Linked DNA regions of Mus musculus: region 1 is linked to region 2. A link is a loop called in an ENCODE intact Hi-C map of the cell type or tissue named here. Cell type or tissue: heart. All regions are shown on one strand.

What was found. A loop is a pair of places that touch in the nucleus more often than their neighbours do. Peaks named below come from ENCODE experiments on the same cell type or tissue, not always from the same donor. Only the 100,000 strongest peaks of a DNase experiment are listed, where the experiment ranks them.
Region 1: a loop joins it to region 2, with 2.7 times the contacts of the local background. A loop is called at or near these places in 5 of 42 quality-filtered maps.

What each region holds. Positions count from the first base shown.
Region 1 is chr6:21,980,697-21,988,696 of GRCm38, reverse strand. It overlaps Cped1 (cadherin-like and PC-esterase domain containing 1), which reads right to left and starts at 2,787. Exons shown (of 22, transcript NM_001081351.1): 1 at 1,638-2,787. The coding sequence starts at 1,886. In heart, a CTCF peak has its summit at 3,601 (motif pointing left); DNase peaks (open chromatin) are centred at 1,746, 2,356, 2,776 and 3,426; H3K4me3 peaks cover 2,870 bases; H3K27ac peaks cover 2,026 bases.
Region 2 is chr6:21,791,730-21,799,729 of GRCm38, reverse strand. It overlaps Tspan12 (tetraspanin 12), which reads left to right. Exons shown (of 9, transcript NM_173007.4): 8 at 4,009-4,152. Among named protein-coding and RNA genes, the nearest start is that of Gm30270, 57 kb to the left of the region's middle. In heart, CTCF peaks have their summits at 2,364 and 4,584 (motif pointing left); DNase peaks (open chromatin) are centred at 909 and 2,419.

The DNA.
Region 1 (8,000 bases), 190 kb before region 2:
TTGTGGCTTCAGAAATGATTAGGCCAATGGTCGAGTTCGTTTTTTCTTTAGAGCATATATTGTGGTAGAAACCAAGCAGCCTGATTTCTCTGGGATGCAACAGGGCATCCTGCTAGCCATGTGGATCACTTGAGCATCCTTCAGTGACAGCCAACTTGAGTTTAAGAGAAACCCTACTCGCTTCCTACCTACTTACCTATCTACCTGAGCTATGAGCCTGAAAAACACCACAGTGTCCCCCGAGGTGTCAGTACTGACAACAGCAACCATGCTGCCACCCAAGATAAAATTCTGCTCCAAGTACTATTAAGCAGGCTCAGAAACTCCCCCCAAGTCTACATAGATAAAAGGCACCTCCTGCAGGTCCCAAAGGTATCTTGCCACCCAGTTCGGTGGGTTTTCCATCACGACTTCCCAAATAATTTGTTTTTCACCTCTTTTAGTTTTCTTCTTTATACTTGACAATGAGGGGCCTGCATTTGTCTGGCAGGCATGAACAGAGTGCAGTAGTAAAATGGACATTTTATGTTCCCTGGATTTGTGTTGTACCCTATACTTCACAAGTAAAAATAGTGCAACTATACCCTCGGTATTAATACAGAATGATCTGTTTCCAACTCTTTGCTTTCTTTCTTTGTTTTCCTTCCTTCCTTCCTTTCTTCCTTCCTTTCATTCTTTCTTTTCTTTTCTTTTCTTCCTTCCTTCCTTCCTTTCTTTCTTTCTTTTTTCTTTCTTTTCTTTTCTTTTGCCTTCCTTCCTTCCTTCCTTCCTTCCTTCCTTTATTTTGTATGAAACTGTGTAATATAGCTCAGGCTGGACTTGGGCTTACAATGTAGTTAGCCAGGCTGGCCTTGAACCCCTGGCCCCCTTCTCTGCCTTTCTAGTGCAGGATTATAGGTAGTCCACCACACCAAGCATAAATGCACACTTTAAAAAGAAAAAGCCTCACTACTTGACACAGGCAGGCCCAGAACTCTTCATGTGAAGCAGGCTGGACTGAAGCGTGACATAATTTTACTGCCTCCGCCTCCTGAGTGCTTAGAGTCTAGGTATGGACCCAATACTGGACCAGTGTTCTCCTAATTCTATGAACAATTAAACCCCATGTCAAGTATTTTTAAGAAGCATATGATACTATATTCTTTTAAATTCTTCCGAAATAATTAGTTTGGAAACATAGTCACCAACTCAGAATCAACTTAGCAGGTCTTGACATGGAACTCTGGAGGAATCCTTGAATTTGGGAGTCTTATCATTCATTCTCTTGGATTTAAGAAAGAGATACGGACTTTTTTCTTTCTTTCTTTCTTTCTTTCTTTCTTTCTTTCTTTCTTTCAGATTTTAAAACTGACTTTTGTTTCTGATGTGTAAATCCTCAGCTCTCGTAGACTTCTAACATCTTAAAAGCGATTTTCCCTCACTGCAATGAAGGTAGCCTCTAAAGGATAAAGGGCAGAACTCTTTAAGTAGGTTTAGGAAGTTTGGCAGCTTATGTAATACCTCTCCCAGTCACCGGGTCACTCCGCACTGTTTTCACTCTGGCTCCCATTCGGACCACATGGAAGTTAATTTTAGTTTTGCAGAAAGGAGAGAGAGGCCGACCACAGACGCCCAGGATAAACTCAACTCAGACTTACCTTCCTGGTTTCCTGGGTACTCGCAGAGAGAAGGAAGCATTGTTTGTCCTGCCGGTATCCTTCTTCACATCTGCTAGCCTGAGTTTGAGAGGGTGTGTGTGGGACAGTGCCAGAGACGTCCGCTGCAATCTTCTTAGTCCCTCGGAGTGTCAGGGTCTGGTAAAAGAGACAGATCGCCACCACCAAACCCACCAGGAAAGGTCGGGGGCAAAATCGCCGGCGACAAAGGAACCCGGGTCGACAGACCATGACCAGTCCAGGATCACTTGGCCCCTGGCCACGTTGTCAGTGTGAAAAAAACACACATCTGTCTTCTTTTTACACAATTCCAATCAAGTTCGCCCCATCTCCGCTTGAAAACTTTCCGAAGGTTCATGCCAAAGATTCATAGGACCCAGCGGTCAGAGGTGGTTAATAGCCCTTAAATGAAGGACAGTAAGAAGTGACTGGCCAGATTTTTTTTTAAGATGTCAAAATAAAGATAGTTATAAGAAATCATCCGAATGCATCCCCAGCTACCAAGAGTTCCTTCCGGTAATGCCTTACTTCCACAACATTCTTAAAGTCAGGAGTTCAGCTTGTCTCCTCTTTTGGGGCAAAAAGAAAGCACCGTAAAGCGGGTCTGGAGGCAGAAACCAGCCGAAGACGCAGTCGATTTAACGCGAAGTGCCTGTTGCACAGCTGGGCGCCGGCCAGGTTGTCCTAGCAGTTTCTCATTTTCCCTCCGGTTTTAAAGCCATCCCGCTCCCAGCCTTTTATGTTGTAGAACTGCTGCTTCCTTTCGTTCAGTTTTAAATTGCCACTTTGCTGCTAGCATTCACGGCTTTTAACATAAAAAAGGGGGATAGCAGTTTGGCTGTATGTGGTTACTGTCAGGGCTTTGCTTGCGTTTGGTCTCATTCCGTTTCAAGTTCAAAGTTCTGTGTACTTACTCAGTTTTCATCCTTTTAGCCAGATTTTTTTTTTTTCATGATCCCCTAATGGATTGCTGATCAAAATCACTTGGAAGGAAACACCCAGGCGTAGGACTCCGCTTCATCTCACTCTCACGCACGGACAGACACGCGCAGACTCGCGGAGACACGCGCGTGCCAGCTGCACACAGGGCCGAGAGCCGGAGGACCTGGGCCATCGCTGCCACCCAGGCCGAGCGGGGCGGAGCTAAACTAAGGCTTTTTCTGGCCTTGGGGGCTGTCCGAGCCGCGTTATAAGTTTCTGCCCCAGCAAAGGGTAGGCTACTAATGTGCATGGGAACAGCAGTTGGCACCCATATCCCAACTTGGAACGTGGCTACCTATCCAGACCCGCAGAATTAGAAATATACTTGATCTCTGATCCTCTGTGTCACTGCGTTTTCCTAATACAGAATAACAAATGGCTTCTAGTCAATAGATGCTAAAGGTCGAGGAAGAGATGAAGGCCGACTCTGAGCTAACCGGGAGGCTTATCACTCCAGGGAATTGTGGTCTCGCCTAAGAGGACAAGAGAGTCATCCGGACAGTCTGGACCACTGAAGAGGAAACATTCCGTGTAACTAAAAGTCCCCTCTCCATTCCAACAGAGTCCTTCCGCCGTTATTACCGCTCTGTGGTTCTCCGAGGCAAATAGTCTGATGCCTAGCTCTTCAAATGAACTGACTGTAGTAGGTATTGAAGTTCTAACTTTTGCCCAGGAGAAAGGAGTACCCAGCAGGCTTTTTAATTCCATACCAACCCTCTCACGGGCATCACTTTTGGCTCAGCAGGATGAGGGACCACCGAAGAGAACCTCCAGGTTCTTGCTTTGGCAGCTCTAGGAACGACTAGTTTAAGCTCACGGGGACATTCTTCAAATACCTAGATGGTTTCTATACTTTAGGTCTAACCAAACTTCTTATAGGCAGATGTTCTCCCTTGAGGCCACACCCCTAGAGTAAACCCATTCCAGACTCAGAGATTACACTCTAATATTTTGTGAGAAAGAGCGCCCCCTAGAGGTTCACAGCTACAAAAGATTCAGAAAATGGACATCTCTTGCTAGTAAGAAACTTGAGTCAGCTTGGGATAGATGAGCAGAGAGAGAGGAGGGGGAGGGAGAGGGAGAGACACAGACACAGAGAGAGACAGAGACAGACACAGAGAGAGACAGACACAGAGAGAGACAGAGACAGAGACACAGACAGAGAGACAGAGAAGGAAAAGGAGGAAGAAGAGAAGAGGGACAAAAAAGAAAAGAAAAAAAAACAAAAGAAAAAATAAAAAAGAAAAGAACAGAATAAAAAAACAAAAAAAGAAGAAGAGAAGAGAAAAGGAAAGTTTGCACCTTAAAAACAAATTAATTAGGTCAATATAGAATAAACAATAACTTACCTCAGTCTATTTACATATAGTCTATAAAATGTTTTACTACTATTTAATATATAAATTCAGTCTTCAATACCATGACAAATAAGGGAATGGGAGAAAATTAACCTGGTTTTCACATATAGACATTGAAAGAGCATCACTGCTGCATGCCACAGGTTTTGTGTGGATGTAATATATTTTGAAGGCCAATAGGAATTACTAGACCTCTAAACTGGAATGGTTTCTATGTTAATAAGACCCAGAGTATGGTAAAGCTGTTTACTGGGTGTTATGAGCAGTATAGGTAGTTGTTAATTATTAACCCTAGAATTATGAAAAAAAAATCAAGTTTTGAGGAAGGAAGAATCCTTTTTTTGGAGGGAGGAATTATTAAGTCACTGAGTCAGATTACAGAAGAGTAAATTGGATGCTAACTAGAATTGCCTTTAGGTTGGGAGAAGGGAAACGCAACAGAAGAGAAAAAGTTTACACAACATTGTAGCTTTCTTTTGGCTAAGAGGAAACTAGAAAGGATTCTGATAAGTTGAAGAACTCAATTCCCTATCTTGACTACAGAGTCCAAGGGAGCAGAAGACAGTAGTAATAATATTAGAAATAGTTATAGTATTAGAAAAAGAAGGGGTTAATTAGAAGAAGAACGTGGCAAAGGAAGCACAGCTCCCGGTGGACTGAGACTCCTGGGACCACATCAGATGTTAGAGTCAATCCACTACGGACATAGATCATCACACTCACCACCTCTTACAAGCTGTCCTGAAATAAATGCTTTGGAATATGAAATCTAAGTCCATCATTTGTGAGATCAGAGTCCCCCCTCCGAGTACTGATGGCCCAGGTGAGATGGTCCATGGAAGGCACCTAAGCATCCTGAACAGCTGGCAGGTGGATGAGAGCGGATGCACATCTGTTAGGTGCTAGATCCTCAGGCTCAGTCCGAGCAGAGCTTAGAATGTGGTGAGGTGTCGGACTCGTGAGCAGATCATGGAAATGGTGAGCCACGGGGAACACAAAAGAAGCAGATACAAACTCTGTCCCTAATTGTTCTCTTTCCATTATTCTTTGTGATGAAGGGGAACAGACGGTTTGAGAGGATGGCTTTAGTCATGCCTGACGATCAAATATTGTGTTCTCAAAGTCACAGTTTTGATGGCTAGATAAAGATAGAGATATTGGACATATTAACGCAGCACCCTGCAATGTTTCTATACATGCATGTAGCATGTTATTTACAAGTCAGCCTAAACATATATAATGACTCAATGCTTATCATTTCTTTGGGGTAAAAACATTAAGAATTTTGCCTTTAGGTTCCTCACAAATGGGATCATATGGGCTTTACTTTTTATACTCGTCCTTTCCCACCTAGCATAATGATCTCCAATTCTACCCACATTGTTGGAAATAACAGGATCTCATTCTCTTCTTTTATTGGAATAAAATGATGTAAGCATAGCTCATTGTCTTCACTCACCAGCTGAAGAACACAGTAGTCATTTCTATCCTTGGCTGTTTTAACTAATGCTGTGAACAAGAGTGCGGATGTCCTTTAAACACATTGTCTTGTATCCTTGATTCTGTGCCCAGCAATGGCACTGAGTGACTGATAGTAGTTCTATTTTCAAAGTTTTGACACATCTGCAGCCCTTTTCCCCACTAGCTGTAGTAACTTACATGGTCACCAACACTCCACATTCTTACCGTTCTTGCCATTTTGGCCTTGTACCATGACCATCCTAAATGGGGTGAGGTGGCATCTTGCTATGGTTTTGATTTGTGTCTTCCTGGCATTAGAGAAGCTGATCACTCTTCTAGATGCTAACAAGTGATTTGACCTCTTCTTTTGACAAATGTCTAAATGCAACCATTTTTTTCCCAATGGAATTGTTTTGTTTTTTGCCATTGAGTTCTTTGTCTTCTTTCTATATGAGTTATATTTGAGTGGGAGGCTAGGCAGAGTTAGATTGGAGTCTATACAGGAAACAATAAAGACAGAGACCATATTGGCTCAGTGGTGGGAGTGGGAGGGCATATCTGTAGTACAATTGTGAACCTGGGGTTTTGGCATTGTTTCAAACCAGATGCTTTTGTGATCTAGTTCATAAAGTAACCTTTACACACACACACACACACACACACACACACACACACACACACTTCTTTAAAAGTAGGCATTTAGCAGCATTGTGAGGAGAGAGTGGCAAACATGTACTCTAATATCAATGTTGTACAACATAGAACAATCTTCCACAAAACAAAAACCTTCAGTGTTCTTTCCAACATATAAAATATGATCTTTTTATGACACATATAGCTACTTTTGGTTTTGGTATGCACTTGAGGTACTTGAGTTTGACTCAAATATTCAATGAAGGCTTATTGTTTGGGAATCAAACTCAGAGCCTTGGACATAGTAGGTAAGCATTCTACCACACACCTACCCACAATCCTTGGGTTTTGTTTGTTTTTTGTTTTCTGTTTGGTTGGTTTTGGGGACAAGGCCTCACTATGTGGCCCATGGAGACCAAGAGCTCGCTATGGACCTCTTATTTCAGTTTTCCAATTGCCCAGCTTATGAAAACTGCATTTTAAGGTATTGATTTTTAAAACCATGTGCAGATAAAAATATGTGTAAAAAGATTTCAGTGCTGGACCAGGGATTCTCTGAATTTCAACTTCATCATAAACCAGGGGCACCACGATCAATAGATGGCCTCAAAGGTCACCTGGTGATCCAAAAGTTTTGTTTCTGTAACACCTTTCAATAGGAACAACCTCTCTGATGCAGTCTTCCGAGCCCTGCTGGCTTATGTCAGGGAATAGCTTTTCTCTACAAGAAGGTCCTTGATTGTGATAGTGTAAAATCTGGTTGCAACTACTCACGGTGGTGTCCCACGTCAAATCTTGGGAATGCTGTTAGCAGTAAGTGGTCCGATAAAAATCAGACTGCCTTCTCAGCTCTTATCATTTCTTATGCTGTGCTCTGTCTTGAATTTTCCCAATAAACTCTAAATACGAGTTGGTAGTTTTAAATCATGAGTCATGTATTAATTAAATCTGTTCAAAGGTATCCTAGACACTATGGAAAACAGAAGACATGTGACAGATACTATAAATGACTAGGGTATGACACACCGATAAAACTGGTCCAAGCAGGATGACTTATCAGCTTCAAAATCTTAGTGGTCTAATGTAGTAAAGCTCACATGTCAACTTTCTATTACTTCTCAGTTTCCTTAAGACTTTTGATGACCTCACAGACTCTTAGATATCCACTGAGGGTCTCTACAACTTATTAGCACAAGAGGAACAAGAAAGAACTGGTTATCTCTTAGGAGGAGAGCTTCAGATTAGCATGTCATTGTATTGGCCTGGGCCTGGTGACATGGAAAATGTACCTTATCAATAAGCCAAGGAGGAAAAGGAAATGAGCTGACACACACAGCTGAAGTGAAGATAAGCCATGTGTCCTTGAGAAACAAAATAGGGAATACATATCTTTCAGGAAGTGTTAAGAAAGCTTCGAAATCCCAGGCATTTCTCAACTGGCCCTGAAGAGTCTTAATACTTTCAGCTGCCACTTGGGCAAAATATGAACTTTGTATCCTAATGGGGAACCTTTAAAATAAAGTTGGGAAAGTATTAGCTACAGGTGAAAGATGGCTTTAGTAATTTCCAAATTGAAATTAATTTGGTCTTCATGAACAAACCTTAGGCATCCAAGAAGTTTCTTAATGGACAGATCATAGAAGCCATCAGGATGAGATAAATGTGACAGTGAAGCTATTTTTTTTTAACCAATTTTAATTGTAAACATGTAGAACCAAATCTCCTTGAAATCACCTGCAAAGGTCATGTGATTCTTCTCTGCAGTGCAAAATATATACAAAGTTGAATAGAAAATGTGTGGGCTACCTTCTTCCCTCATCCTTTGCCCCGTAGGAGGCAGCTGCTACACTACTCTAGCATAGACAGAGGCACCTTATTAGGCCTTCTAAACAAAGCTCTGCATGCAGATATT
Region 2 (8,000 bases):
GTTTTGTTTCGTTTTGTTTTGTTTTTTCTCCAGCATGCCTTGAGTCACTCAAGCCTGTGTAGACATCACTGGGACAGTTTTTTTTTCTCCAGCATGCCTTGAGTCACTCAAGTCTATGTAGACCATTGGTGCAGGTTTTTCCCAGCATGCCTTGAGTCACTCCATGTGTGTCTTTTCGTCTCACATACATCTCTCCTCCTCATTTCTTCTGGCCTACATGAGCTTGTTTAGAAGTGCGGGTGAGCTACTCTCAAGTTTCTATTTAATGACTTATTTAATAAATATCTAAAGTTTTACTTAGATCTTTCTCTTTTATGATAATTTTCTATTTTTAGAGATACCCATGTCCTATGTTTTAAACATCACTTTAACATTTTAAAAGTTTTTTCCCCCCATTGGGAATTTAGCTAGTATAAACATTTTTTTTAAAAGTCAGGATGTCCTTGATTCAAATGCTAGCTCTGCTACCTAGTATCAGTTCCCTTATCTCGTAAGCCTCAGTTTCCATGCCTACGAAATAGGACCAATACAGATGCTCACTTCATGGAGTGTCGAGAAGAGTGAATGGAATCATCAACTTGGTCTCATTTATCATATGCTTATTAATAGTGACATTGCATGACATTCTTTTGTTCCAAACTGTTTTACATTTCATCCAAGAATCTCAAGTGGAAATCTAGTGACTTGAGATTAATCATCGATTTTGCCTCAGACCAGTTCTCCTAAGTTTTTTTCCTTGTGAATGGAATGGCGTCCCTCGGAGACTAAGTTAAGCATCTTAGCTTGCCTTCCGTTCTCAAGCTCTGGACCAGGACGTGTTTGGGAAGGAGTATCTCACTAGATAGCCAGCTAGCTACTCATTCTGCTGTGCCTATGCCCACGGCAGAGGTTCAAGTCTAGGGCAGTCTCCAAACCTGGCTTTGTGCCACTCTTGCTGAGATGGCGAAATTATCAGTGTCACACAGATTTCCTGATATTCCGTTGCTTCCTGACTTTGTTTGTTTGTTGCACAATTAGACTGAAAACAACCCCGTGAAAAGACGTGTAAAGCACCAGGGCATTTATAGAAGGCTGTGTTCAGGAACTGCCCCTGCTAGAGCTCCCAGAATCTTTATTTTTCTGGAACTTAGAATGCAAACTGTGGTAACCCAGGTTGAGAAATAGCGAACCCTTTTTCCTTCTTTCAGGGCTCCACCTCCATGGACCATAAACAAGTGCTACAAATGCTATATCCTGGCTTCACTTGAAATATTCTCTCTTACCTCACAATTCTAGTTTGCATAAAAAGAGTGGCGAATCCGTCCAAATATCCAGAAGGCATTCAAAGCCCTTTATTAGTCTGGCAGGACTGCCACACTGAAGTATCACACGTGCGGTCACTCAGGACAAGTGTCTGTTCACTCTTCTGGAGGCCGAATGTTCAAGAGTGTCAGTATTGATGCTCTTTGAAGCCTCTTCCTTTGGCATGTAAAAGCCTTCGTCCCATGTCCTCCCATTGTCTTGTCTTTATATGTGTCCATGTTTAATTTCCTCTTCCTATAAGGATATCATTCATACCTGATTAAGCCCATGCTGTTGACCTTATTTTAGATTACTTACCTTTCCAGTGGCTCTCTTGACATGAACAATCTCATAAGTACAGGGGTTAGAATTTTAACATAAAAATTTAGAATGGGAGAGACAACTCAGCCTAGGACAATTTTTCTCCTCTACAATAAACACACCTTTGGAACTCATTTGTTGTGGTCCTGCACGTGGGCTGTAACTGAATGGATCTTGCATAATTCTTAGTGACGCTCCCTAATACCTTATTTTAAACATAATTTTTCAATAAAAACATATATATCTAATGGTAGCGCTTGTGTAAGCTTTGGAATCATAGTTGCTGCCATTTTCTGACTGATCAGAAAGTCCCTTCACCTATTGAGGGGCTCAGTTTATTTATATGTAAAAATAATGATTCTATGAATTTATGAAATTCCTAGGCAAATGGATGGACCTGGAGGGCATCATCCTGAGTGAGGTAACCCAATCACAAAGGAACTCACACAATATGTACTCACTGATAAGTGGATATTAGCCCAGAAACTTAGGATACCCAAGATATAAGATACAATTTGCTAAACGCATGAAACTCAAGAAGAACGAAGACCAAAAAATAAATAAATAAATAAATAAAAATAATGATTCTATTGTGTTTTCTAGAGCTTAACATAGCATCAGCTTGGAGCAGAGCTACCTTGAAATGAACCTGTTGTCTTCTTGGCAGGTAGTGACAGAGCACAGACTTGAGCTGGTGTAATACTGAGTTCACTCACCTTCAGGAGGTTCAGAAAGCCTTCGTACAGATCCACAGCCCTCTGTGGATAGGCTCTGAAACAACTCCGTAGGAAAGAACGGATGTCAGCAGCTCTTTAACAATGTTGGCACTGAACACAGCATGTTCAAGTTATTTGGAAAAGCCACTGCTATGGAAGTCTTCATTTCCTGACAGAGCCAGATAAATGGGCTGCTCCATTGTGACTGGAAGTAGGGTGCTCTGAGAATGGCCCTGGCTTGCCGCTTAGAAAGGCTTGCCCCTCTAAGAAATGGGGAAAGACAGTTTTCTCTGGGTAAAAGACTTTTAAAATAGTGACCTCAAAATGCGATCATTTAAAATATTTAGGAAGTGGAGTCTTTAAAGATGCGCTTTATTTTCAGGACTCCCAATACTTTGTGTCAGAATCTCTGACGTTTATGCTAACCTTGTGGTGCTACGATGTTGCGTAGTTGTGACGTTTGTGATACACCCACGCTTTCTAAACACTACGGAAAATGTCTTATAAGTTTCTCAAAACTCTTAGTATTAAGAGCTTATCACTCAAGGTGCTTTTGTGATGCCGCTTTATATTTAAATCATAAGCTCTTTAAATCATAAGCGTTTCAGGCAAGTGAGTGGAAATGTCCCAAGTACACTGAGCATTTTCCTCGCTTGCTGTTGCATGAGGAATTCGGAATCCTTCCAAGTTGGTTTTGGTTAAGCTTTGAAATGGCGCTGGATTGTGATATTTTATGATTCCGTGTTAATCTTGAGCACGGATTGGTCTCCTGGGCGAAGTAATTTGCATAACCATCCCTCTTGGCAGGGTTCTTCTCCGTGACTGCCCATATTCCTTCCTTCCGACTGTCTAGAAGAGGATTTCTCTGTTATCCAAGGGCAAAGCTGTCCTGATCACAGTTGCTTTTTCTAAATCCAGGCTGCACATGCCTTCAAGCCCTGTTTGTAAGCCTTCATCAGCGTTTCTGACAATCTTTGGTGAAGCACAACTGAAAGTGTTCTTAACAAGGCTTAGCGCCAGACAAGCTCGCATTCTTAAGTTCAGCTACATTCAAGCTAGGCATGCCATTATTTTTCTGAGATTATAATGATATAATATGCTAGCTTATCAGGAACCTCACTCTCCTGGGTAATAATAAGTCAAACAAATATCTATTTACAGAATTTTTGCCTTGATTAAGGAAACCAAGATGGCTGGCTACCTTTGAGATGTGAGTTTCAGTCAACAAGTTTTTGGTTTTTTTATTTCCATGGAATTTGTGGAAACTTTCATCACAATAGTTGAATTTTTAGTTATACTAGTGAATAGATAATAAGCAAAATGGTTAGCTACTCTCTGCTGACTAGAAGTTAATGATAATGAAAGACTAGCTATTGAATTTGTAAGTGTGGTTGACAATTCTTTCATCGCTGTGATCATCTGCAAAACATCTTGAAGTTGGAGACTGTGACACCGACTTGCTTTTAGGAGGGGTGGGTGTCACAGGTCAGAACTGTTCCATTATGGAATGGTGAGTTTGCTGTTCCTGTATGATGTTTTCATCCCCAAGATAGAATGCACAGACATCTCCGGCTGATGAGGGACGTTTAACTCAGTCCAAACATTTAAGACATCAGCTCTCTCAATTCTATTAGGTTAAACAGAAGCTGTTCTGTGTCGTTTCTAAGTGTGACTGGTGATTCTGTTCTAGTTTAAGTGCTGTGGAGTGGTGTACTTCACTGACTGGTTGGAAATGACAGAAATGGACTGGCCTCCCGACTCCTGCTGTGTCAGGGAGTTCCCAGGGTGCTCCAAGCAGGCTCACCAGGAAGATCTCAGTGACCTTTACCAAGAGGTAAGACCATGCGTGGGCATCATATCCCGGACAAACGTCCCAAAACACTCTTCAACACTATGCTGATTAAATTTCCACTTTTTGTGTATATCATTAGACCTCATTTTTCTTTTATCTCTGATACATGATTTTTTAAAAAGTGAAAAATCACAGTAACCATATTTCAACAAACAGGATTGAGAAAGACCTAGTTCATTAATTGAATTTTATCTTTTTTTTTAATAATCACTCTCATTAATTAGATTTTACACTTTAACGCCTACAGCCGGATCCTATTGTGCTCTTCTAGAGCTCTTGAAAATAGGCACGTGCAGATCATGCAGCTAACGGGTTCTGTGCGGGAAGCCTGGGCAGACTGGTTTAGGGCCTTGATGTAAGAGAGACAAAACTCTCCTGAGAAAATTATGTGAGCCGCTCTCTGGTTCCCCCTGCTGGTAGTAACCGGTAATCTCAGTTTTAGTTTGCTGAAACATTTTACTGGGTTTAAAAATCAATCATTTGGTGCCCCCCAAATTCACTTATTGTGCATTCTTCCAGGACTCAGTTGCTCTTTCGTAGGAATTTTTATGTTCCTTTGTCCTTAGGTGTTTCACAGTGAGTAATGGGATACCATTCTCAAGTTAAAATGTAAAGTTTATCTGTAAGCTGGGCTACAGAGATGGCTCAGTGAAATGGTTAAAAACATTACTTACTGCTCTTACAGAGAACTGGGGTTTAGCTCCTAACGCTCACTTTGTGTCTAAAAACTATAACTCCACCTTTAACTCTAGTTCCAAGGGATATGGCACCTCCTCTGATCTCTATAGGCTCCTGCACACACATGTATACACCTAAAATGAGGCACACACAACACACACACACACACAAGTTAATTAAAGTTTTGCTGAAAGTTACAGTAGCCACTGGCTATGCGTGATTATTTTCATTAAATTAGATTGAGTACTTAAATTTTCATTTCTTAAGCCGGGCGGTGGTGCACACCCAGCGCTCAGGAGGCAGAGGCAGGCGGATTTCTGAGTTCAAGGCCAGCCTGGTCTACAAAGTGAGTACTTAAAATTTCATTTCTTAAGCCGGGCGGTGGTGCACACCCAGCGCTCAGGAGGCAGAGGCAGGTGGATTTCTGAGTTCAAGGCCAGCCTGGTCTACAAAGTGAGTTCCAGGACAGCCAGGGCTACACAGAGAAACCCTGTCTCGAAAAAAAAAAAAAAATCATTTCTTCAGTTTCACTAACTACATTTCTACCTGTGGACGTGCACTCATGGAACACTGCTGAACACTTTGGGCTAAATCTAAATATTTAGACTGCTTATAATAGAATAAGAATATGTTTCTATGATATGTTTGTAGTAATAACACATGCATGTGTGTGTGTGTGCATGTGCGAGAGTGTGAGTATGAACTGTGTATATACATCCAGGCACACATGCACTAAATGTGTGCATATAAAGGCAGAGGAAGCTTCTGGCATCTATCTGTCTCTCCTAACTCGAGCACTGGGAGTGCAGATGTGTGCTGCTATGCCCAGCATTTCTGTGGGTGCTGGGGATTTGAACTCAGGCTCTAATGTTTGTATAACAAATAAGTACCCGCTGAGCCATCTCTCCCACTGCACCTCAGGACTTTAAAAATAGATGCCTTTTATGTGCCTGAGGAGAATATACCCCCACCCCACCCACATACTTGCCCACTTTTTTTTTAAAGGCTGCCTTACGAAGTCAGTAGTAGAGATACACACTTTATTCTGCACACTATCTGATATGAATTAATCTGAATGTTGCAAGCTGAGTGGCTTCAACAACAGAAACAGGTTTGCAGTTTGACAGAGTAGAAATTCAAGATCTCTATGCTTACAAGGTCAGGTCAGCTCCTTCAAAGGCTGGGAGGAAGGGCTCATTGACTGCCTCTCCTCCCGTTTCTTGTAGAAATGTTTTCCTGGTCTGTTTTTCTCTTCGTATGGTATTTTCCATGTGTGTTTCTGTCTCCAAATGTCCCCAGACAGGTCACCTTGGAGCCCAGTGTTCTGCAGTTTGGGTTCATCGTCGCTTCATTACATCTTCAACAACCCAGTTGTTATAAAATCAGAGCCGTGAGGAAAATAGATTAAACATAAATTTTGTGAGGACACACACAGTGTAACCTATAACCAGAATTGTCGAAACAACTGAATAGCCCTGCTTGTTTATTTTAAAAGATAATAAAAATATGTACTGAAATTCCTCACATTACTGAAGACTCTGAATCCAATAGCTTGGCTTTTATTTCTTTGAACATGCTATGATGCACTTGGCTTCAGTAGCACAAAGGATGCATCAGATACAGTTAACTCAACACAACATGGTAGAGTCAGAGTTCCAGGTTCCTCAGTGACTATGCTCAGGTGAAAGGCCGGCATCTCTGTTGTCTAGTGGATATTGTAGAACATGAGGAAGTGCAAGCAAGCCATGAGTTTTATTTTTTTTTAGGTATTTATTTCATTTACATTTCCAATGCTATCCCAAAAGTCCCACACACCCTCCCCCACCGACTCCCCCACCCACCCACTCCCACTTCTTGGCTCTGGCCAAGTTCCCCTGTACTGAGGCATATAAAGTTTGTACAACCAATGGGCCTCTCTTTCCACTGATGGCCGACTAGGCCATCTTCTGATACATATGCAGCTAGAGACACGAGCTCCCGGGGGGTACTGGTTAGTTCATATTGTTGCTCCACCTATAGGGTAGCAGATTCCCCCCAGCTCCTTGGGTACTTGCTCTAGCTCCTCCATTGGGGGCCCTGTGATCCATCCAATAGCTGACTGTGAGCATCCACTTCCCCACAATCAGCTTCCAAACTCTGACACCATTGCATACACTAGCAAGATTTTGCTGAAAGGACCCTGATATAGGAGTCTCTTGTGAGACTATGCCGGGGCCAAGCCAGGATTTTTTATGCTACAAAACACAGGACTCAATACTTCTGCAAGTGTTAAATGGAAACTACTCTGGAGATTTTTATAACATTATAACTTACTCTTATTCATTAAAAGAATAGGTGATTACAGAATGTGTGTGTGTGTGTGTGTGTGTGTGTGTTGAATGTTCCTAGTATAAATTTTGCTCATTGGCTAGTTTTGAGAAACAGCAAGTCAACATTGAAAGTTAGCACTTCTACCACTGTGGGTGAGTTTCTGCCTTGGTGCTAATGATGTGTTAGAAGAATGGCTGAGATCCTAGTACCACCGCACACCTCTTCAGAATATGAATGCAGACCATCTCTCTTCATTTTTACTTTATTTAGCTGAAAATTATTCATTTTTATATTTTATATAATTTTCTTCTGGTAACACTCAATTCACTTTTCCCGGAGTGGCTTAGACTGTGCTTTCTAATGCTCTGTAATGGGATTCTTTCTGCCGATGGTTTCTTTCTAGACTGCCTAATGGAAAAAGATCGGAGGAAGCCACATTGTTGTACATGTGCTAAATGATAACCCAGATTAATTTAAACACTTTCAATAGTCAGCCGATGTGGACAACTGTAAATTGATTTCAGACACAGACCTCTGGTTAGGTTGGTTGTATCAGAGCAATCTGCTTTGGAATTTTACAAGGAGCAACTGATGCTGATATTAGTACAGTTGATGATGATAACAGTACAGTTATATGCATAATTGACTTTCAAAAGGGGATCATTTAGTAGCTTTATGGCTCAAGTACGATTAGGTCCATAATTAAAAAATAAGCATTCTGAGATCATCCGCCTGCAAAATGAGTGTTTAAATGGCAAAATGAGTGACTAAGAACTGGAGGCTTTGACAGGATTCTTCTGAAGTTGTGGAAATGCAAGGAAAACATATTCGATGTCTTCGAA